Regions from separate parts of the Homo sapiens genome. Here region 1 is linked to region 2. Evidence: chromatin contacts called from ENCODE Hi-C or POLR2A ChIA-PET data. All regions are on one chromosome and are shown on one strand. Each heading gives the region's core, a stretch centred on a gene start or an enhancer-like site at or near the end of the contact. The rest is flanking DNA. Distances are from core to core; before and after follow the strand shown.

Region 1 (3,974 bases), core at 605-3,104, 410 kb before region 2:
AGAAAACAACAACATCTTGGCTCAGTGTTAAAGTCTTTAGAGTCTCAAGAAGAAAGATCACTTGATGGCAAGTCCACGACGAGGGAGAAAACTGAAAGACCTCTAGGGCTTAATATTCCATTACCCAGGGCTCCGGCGTGCATCAGCTCCCCAGTGACAAATGTATGGTTGGTGATGATTAGCAAGGCTTCTTGTAAACTGTGATTCTTTGGCTGGGAATGGAAATTCAATCTCCCTTTCTTCATCATCTATAAGCCTTTGCCAAACAAGGGCCCTTGGGCTCTTCCCAGCTCAGGAAGAAAGCACAGATCTGCTTACAGCATTGATCTCCTGTGCCGGCCATAGGACAGCCCTAGGAAATTCACATGGGTGGTGGCATGGGGAGACACAGGGAGTAGAAGGCAGGAGCCAGGAGGCTTTGGGGAACTGGTGGAGTTTGAGGCAGGCCTAGGATTTAGTTTATGGAAGATAGGAGAGGGTGTCCGGCCCAGGAGGAAGGAGCAGCAAGGGGAGATGGAGCACCCTCGGGGGCTGCCCAGCAGGCATTGTGGGATGGCGAACCGTGGAGTGTGTACAGCTGTGAAGAAGCTGGAACAGCAGGGAGCCATGGAAGCCAAATGAACAGGGATGAAGGGGGCGACCCTGGACTCAGCCCACCGCCGACAACAGCTGTCAGTAACGGTCAGGGAGATGGCTTGCTGGCCACCACCCACTGGCCAAACCCTTACCAGGGCAGGAGGCTCCCAGAGGACCTGATGAGGGACTGAATATGTCTCAGTAGCCTGGGAAGGTTTCTCTACCGAGAGCCGCCTCTGGCCACCCGGTCCAGCCAGGCCCCAGGGAGGAGCCACGCTGTCTCCAGACCTGCAGGAGAGACACCGGCCTCAAGAGCCAGTGCCCCCACAGACAGACCTCGTCTCTTATTGCCTGGCATTTCCTGTCTGTAACTGGATTTAATTTGCACAGCTCCTCTGTGAGACAGAGGTGATCCTGCCCCTTCTAAGATTAGGCTCAGAAAAGGGAAGCAGTTGTCTCCCAGGCCACAGCCAGGAAGGAAGCCAGATTCACACCTACATCTGCCTGACTTTACAACGACCTTTCTAAGAAAGGGACGTGCTATGGCTGGCTTGTCTCAGCTTGTGAGAGCCAACTGTGCACATTTGTTCCCAGCTCTACCCTTGGCGACATCTCCCTGGTACCTTGAAATTAGCCGTGGCTGGCGTATTTATCCCACGTAAATTGGTAAATACTGCAAATCAGCCTCCACCCCTGCCGGCTGTTAAGCGTTGACCGCACGCCACTATCTGTGTGACTCAGGCGCTGATGCTGTTTTGGAATCGAGCCAGCGGAAAGGGTCTTTCCGTGTGAACTTGCAGCTTCTGTGCAGGGCAGCAGCATGAAAGCGCTTTCCGTGCTAACTCGTTGCTTAGTTAGACTCTGCGTCATTCCAACAATTTGATTGATTAGTGAGAAAATCAAGGTGAGGAAATATGAGTCGCAAAATCAGGTGAAACCAGGAGTTACAGTGCCGGGCAAAATGCAGGCTTCCTCATTTCCATTTGTTTGTTTGATTTTTAACTTTAGACGTTTTTGTCTTTATTACAACTAGCAGGGTGTTTGTGTTCTTAAATCTATTCTGTGTTGCTGCATACCCGTATTTAAAGTGGACGGGGTCAGGATTGAGCCAGTCCTCCCTTGGAACAAGAGGCCGGTGTGTCCCGGGGGAAGGAGGTTGCCCTGTGCGTGTTCGCCGTCTGCAGCCTTCACTGCCGCTCCCCGAGCCGGCTTCACTCCTGCCTGAGCTTCCTGTGGGTGGAGGTGGAAGGCAGGTCACAGAGCTGGTGGGTTGGCAGACAGAGGCGCTTCCCTTTCATCTGCCTTGGCCTCTTGATGGACTTGTGACCTACAACCTCTCACTTGACCCCTGACCTCATAAATTCTAGAAACGCCTCACAAATCACCAGGAAGATAAACATCAACTGAGGTCAACGGAAGGGGGTATGAGCCACTCCAGGCAGACAGAGAGGGGAGATCCAGTCTGCTGGGCGGGTGGGGGGTACCCTAGAACCATGGGTGGCTCGGGAGAGGGGAGCAAATCACCCTGACACAAAAGTAGTTCTACAGACCATGCCCCACAATCTGACCTAGAGCAAGAGCTTGGTCTCCGTGGGTCACGAGGTGCCATTTACAGTGCAACTCACAGAGCAAAGCCTGAATCTAGACCCAGGCACCGTGCCCTTGCTTTCTCCCTAAGGGATATCCATGTAGATGGCTGCTGCACACACGCATATGTGTGTGTGCGCAAGTGCGTGTGTGTGCATGATACATGCAATGACAGCCCATTTGATTGTTACATATCATTGGCTATCCCCTTTCAGCCTGAAATTTTCTCTCTCCCTCTCTGCCTGGTCTTCAACCCGTCTCTTGTCTGTCTCTCTTCCCAGAGGGTATGAACTGCATGAACAAAGACCATGGCTGTGCCCACATCTGCCGGGAGACGCCCAAAGGTGGGGTGGCCTGCGACTGCAGGCCCGGCTTTGACCTTGCCCAAAACCAGAAGGACTGCACACGTAGGTAGAGGGAGACAAATGGGTCAAACGTCCCGTGCGTCTCCTGCCATTACTTTCTGGAGGGTCTGTCCAGTCTGCTGGACTTTGGCCAGGGAGGGTCCCCAGCCCCATGGGGTGGAGAGAAGGGCAGGGCCTGTGGAAGGGGCCTGATAGGGCATAAGGGACAAGGGTTGTAAACCCTAGCCTTGGGGTTTTCCGCACCAAGCACGACACCACCAGTGTAGCCCCAGGAGCTGGGCTGGATCTTATGGCAGCCCCTGAGCCTAAGCTGTCCAGCAGGAATGGTGGGGCCGTGGCACAGAGGTCTACAGGACCAGGTTTCTCGATGGGCCTGGGAAGCCCCTGGTAATGAGTAGTACAAAGAAGGAAAAGAGTATGGTTCTGAAGTGGTCCCATTCCGGGCTGTGCTGACCTTTTTTCCGGGACCAAAGATCAGAACTCTGCACACCTATAGTCCCAGCTTCTTGGGAGGCAGAAGCCAGAGGATCACTCTAGCCCGACTTTGAGTCCAGCTTGGACAATACAGCAAGACCCCATCTCTAAAATAAAATGTAAAGATCAGAACTCACAATTTGACCCCTGCAAGGCTAACTGCAGATGGTGATATTCTGGGAGATCTGGGCTGAATGAGGCCTCTGGCCAAAGACACCATTTCAGGATCTGCTTGGTGGTCTGCCTACGGGGCCCACGTGTAGTCCAGCCTCTTAATGGGGTCACCCCATTCCCCAGTAGGAGTAGGAGCCAGGAAACCAAGTAGAACGATGGCTGAACTCAGAAGCTTGGGAGCCAGTGCATCCTCCCCACAGCTACGTGGGGGAGATGGTGGGGTGGGCCTCTCCTCGTGGGAGATGAGGGCACCAGGGATACCCAAAGCGATGTCATATTTGCCCTTTTTACAAAGAGCCAAAGAAGACTGCTGGAAGCACTTTCCATCTCTGGCAAGAGACAAGTGCCTCATATCAAGCCCACATTCTAATGCAGAAAAATGCTAGGGAGAAGTGTCCAGTTCCAACTCCCAATAGAGAAGGTGGTCCTCACCCTAGCTGTGGAAATGAGAGACTGAGGCTGCCCCGCTGTCATAAAGAAAATGACCGTTCTTCCACCCATCTTTCTGTGGAGAGGACAGCTGGCCCTTGTTGGTCCATCATCCACAGTCACTGATCCTCTCAGTTGTCATCAGCTCTCCTGTGGGTGCCTTGCCATACCTTTCCCAACTCATGGTCTCCTAGAATAGTCACCAAGGCCCTGGGGACCCACGTGTACCAGATGTGATTCATCCATTCTTCAAAGTGAAGGTGCTTCCTTCTGTCCCAGGTATGGTCCAAGAGGCGGACCACCTTTCTCTGTGTTCCTGGCTCTTTCCTGTGGGGTGGCCAAGATAAGCCTGTATACTGTCACCCAGGG
Region 2 (3,681 bases), core at 196-2,695:
ACCATGGTTTATTTTATTTTACTTTTTGAGACAGGGTCTTGGTCTGTCGCCCATGCTGGAGTGCAGTGGTGCGATCTTGGCTCACTGCAGCCTCGACCTCCTGGACTAAAGCGATCCTCCCACCTCAGCCTCCCAAGTAGCTAGGACTACAGGCCCATGCCAGCATGCCCGGCTAATTTTTGCATTTTTTTATAGAGACGGGGTTTCACCATATTATCCAGTCTGGTCTTGAACTCCTGAGCTCAAGTGATCCTCCCGCCTCAGCCTCCCAAAGTGCTGGGATCACAGGCATGAGCCCCTGAGACTGCAAATAAACCATGCTTTAGAGAAGGTAAGTGTCTTGACCAAGGCCACAGAGCTAGGAAGCAGCTGGCTGAACTGGGATTGAGGCCAAGGTAGTGCCTTTGATGCCAAAACCTGCTGTCCTTCCTCACTATCACCCAACCTCTTTCCAGTGGCTCCACACCCATTGTGGTGACAGAGGCACCTTCTGCTGAGTGTAAACTCTTCTGGCTGGAATTGTTTCCCAGAGGGTAGGGTGCAGCCCCGAGGGCCGGGGTTAAAAGTCAAGCTTCTCATCTGGACTCATCAGTTCTGACTGAGCACTTCTGCCTCAACCCGCACTGCCATCTCTCCATGAACGTGACACAAAAGCCCTTGGTTTCAGAAAGCCAGTTTCCGGGCAAAGAAAGCTTTCCACCCAGGGCCTGGCGTGAGCTGAGGGCAAGAATTAAAAAGAGTCGGGCGCGGCGGCTCACGTCTGTAATCCCAGCAATTTGGAAGGCCGAAGTGGGTGGATCACCTGAAGTCAGGAGTTCGAGACCAGCCTGGGCAACATGGTGAAACCCTGGTCTCTACTAAAAATACAAAAATTAGCCGGGCGTGGTGATGTACGCCTGTAATCCCACCTACTCGGGAGGCTGAGGCAGGAGAATCGCTTGAACCAGGGAGGTTGCAAGGAGCCGCAATCGCGCCATTACACTCCAGCCTGGGGGACAGAGCGAGGCTCCGTCTCAAAAAAAAAAAAAAAAAAAGGGAAGGCCACCAGCTAAGGTCCGGCGTCAAGGCACGGGCCCTCCGTCCGTCTCGTGCCGAAGGAGGGCGCGTGCGCCCCTTCCCCTGCCTCTGACCTTTCCATGGAAGCAGCCCGTTAGGCGAAATGGCGATCGACCAGGCGAAACGTTGGTGGATCCTATGGCAGCGCGCGTGGCAGGCAGCCACACCCGGGCCCGGCTTCGCCCAGCGCTAAGGGCGTGGAGCCGCGCCGCAAATGGCGCGCGAGCCTCCTGCGCACGCGCGTGCAGCGCCTGGGGTCGGGCCAGCGGCGCGGCTGAAGCGAGGGCGGGGAGGGAAAGCGAGCGGCGCCTGCGCCCCGGCGGTGGACGGGCCCGGTCGTGGGCGGGGATTGGGGCGGAGCCTGACCGTTACGCGCAGCCCCGCCCCCGCGGCCTCGTCGCTCCTGCTGAGGCGGTAGCCGCTTTTCGTCGACTCTTACCGGTTGGCTGGGCCAGCTGCGCCGCGGCTCACAGCTGACGATGGGGGACCCCAGCAAGCAGGACATCTTGACCATCTTCAAGCGCCTCCGCTCGGTGCCCACTAACAAGGTAGCGGCCGCGGGCGAGTGCGGGCCTGCCTGGCATCCCTGCGGGAACCGGCGGGAGGCCCCGCGGGCGCCAGTGCCCGTGGCTTGGGAGGCGGGGCCGGCGCGGCCTGTGACACGTCGCACTGTGGGGCCGCGGCAGCCTGGCCGGGCCGGGGCGGGCGGGGCCGGGCAGCTGAGAGGCCCGGGCGGGAGGCCGCAGCGCGGGGGTCCTCACGCGAGCCGGGGAGCGTTCCCGGGGGCGGCGGCGCGGGCACACCCCCCGGCGAGCTCTTGGGGCGGGGGGCGAGCACCGGCGGCTCTGAGCGGAGGCGGGGGCGGGGGCATCCTCGGGGGCGCTGCGAGGAGGGAGCTCCCGGCTCGGAAACCCCGGCTGCTGGCGCCGGATGCGGGGAAAGCGCGGCTCCCCCAGCGCCACCCTGGAGCTCGACCCCGCCTGTTGGAGCCGGCTTGGCTCCTCGGGCCTTGCGGTGCCTGCCTCAGTTTCTCTTCTGATAAAGTTGCCGAGTAGTCTACGCTTTGGCTTCCAGCTTTTGTCGCTTTGGCCAGGGAGGCTCACCACAGCCTCCTCCCTCTCCTCGGTTCTCTTTGGAGATGGAGGTTTCCTTTTTTTTTTTGTCTCCAGAGGCTGTTCTCTCCCTGGAACTTTTACAGCTTTGCGCAGCTGGCTGGAGGCGTTGGGGTGACGCAGGGGGCTAAGGTGACACGTCGGGTCGGAGAGGGACTTGGAGAGTGCAAAGGGCTGTCGCGTCAGCGTGGGCTCTCCCCGCCCCTCCTGTGACACGAGTGTTGTCTGGTTCCCACTGTCACTTCCCGAAGGGAACAGCTGTTATTGAACCTCGATATGCTGGCATAGAAAGTTCCCGAGTGTTACAAAATAGGTGTTTCTGTTGGTTTTAAGTCTTGATGGTACAGGGGAGCCCATATTTTTTCCAGCCTAGGTGAGGAAGGAAACAGTTTATTGGAGGTGATGTCTGATGGATGTGGGAAAGTTAAGAGAAAGGCTCCAGGAATTCTCCAGTGCCCGTTTCTTTACTGTTCTCTTGATTTTCACATTTTTATTTATTTATTTTTTTAGAGACAGGGTCTCACCCCGTCACCCAGGCTGAAGTGTAGTGCCTTGATCCTAGCTCACTGCAGCCTTGACCTACCCAGCCCAAGCCATCCTTCCTTCCCAGCCTCCTGATGAGGCTGACACCACAGGGCTGTACCACCACGCCCAGCTAATTGTTATTATTAATTAATTAATTAATTAATTTTTGTAGAGACAGGGTCTTGCTATGTTGCCCGTGCTGGTGTCAAATTCCTGGGCTCAAGCAGTCCTCCTGCCTCCTCCTGCCTTGGCCTCCCAGAGTGCTAGGATTACAGGCATGAGCCACCATGCTGGCCTTAATGTTCTTTTTTTTTTTTTTAACGTTTTAATTTTAATTTTTTTGAGACAGAGCCTTGCTCTGTCGCCCAGGCTGGAGTGCAGTGGTGCGATCTCAGCTCACTGCAACCTCTGCCTCCTGGGTTTGAGCAATTCTGCCTCAGCCTCCTGAGTCGCCAGGATTACAGGCATCCACCACTACACTCAAGTAATTTTTATATTTTTAGTAGAGACGAGGTTTCACCATGTCAGTCACTCTGGTCTCAAACTCCTGGCCTCAAGTGATCCACCCGCCTCGGCCTCCTGAAGTGCTGGGATTACAGGCGTGAGCCACCGCGCCCAGCCTTGATTTTTAAATTTAGATTGATGTGTTTATAAAGAGTGGGTCCTGTGTAACTTAGTCAAGATTAGGATCTGCGGTTAGCAATGTGTAAACTATATTTTTTTGTCACCTTTATCTCAGAAACATCAACATGTATTCTCTTTGATTTAATTCAAAGATAATTTTAAATTAGAAATCAATGTCTTTATATCAAGAGGCTTTTGAGAGACAGGCTTGTATTGTCCAAACTGCTACTTTCTAGGTATGTCACCCTTGGACAGGTTACTTGACCACTTTGTCCCTTTTTTCCTCCTCTGAAAATGGGGCATGAACTAGACCTGACTCAGAGGGTTATTGTGAAGATTAAATGGAATAATCCAAGAAAAACAC

The links. A loop is a pair of places that touch in the nucleus more often than their neighbours do. ChIA-PET counts read pairs that join two places held with the same protein, here RNA polymerase II (POLR2A). Pooled maps may share reads with other maps.
Region 1: a pooled map shows a loop between it and region 2 (5-fold over the local background). The contact joins the enhancer-like site here to the promoter of ARFGAP3 in region 2. A Hi-C loop is called at or near these places in 2 of 50 pooled maps. POLR2A ChIA-PET finds 5 or more read pairs at or near these places in 2 of 52 experiments (HEK293 and K562).

The regions. Positions count from the first base shown.
Region 1 is chr22:43,261,316-43,265,289 of GRCh38, reverse strand. SCUBE1 (signal peptide, CUB domain and EGF like domain containing 1) reads left to right here. Exons shown (of 22, transcript NM_173050.5): 5 at 2,445-2,570. LOC124905129 (a long non-coding RNA gene) reads right to left here. Exons shown (of 2, transcript XR_007068120.1): 2 at 1,567-3,974. Among named protein-coding and RNA genes, the nearest start is that of SCUBE1-AS1, 13 kb to the left of the region's middle. RefSeq lists enhancers at 272-771, 1,129-1,178, 772-1,273, 1,199-1,478, 685-1,884. Within about 2 kb of position 1,854, at least 17 of the 41 ENCODE cell types and tissues checked have a DNase peak (open chromatin) inside an H3K27ac peak, as active enhancers do.
Region 2 is chr22:42,855,037-42,858,717 of GRCh38, reverse strand. ARFGAP3 (ARF GTPase activating protein 3) reads left to right here and starts at 1,445. Exons shown (of 16, transcript NM_014570.5): 1 at 1,445-1,604. The coding sequence starts at 1,536. RefSeq lists a silencer at 1,170-1,919 and an enhancer at 1,442-2,286.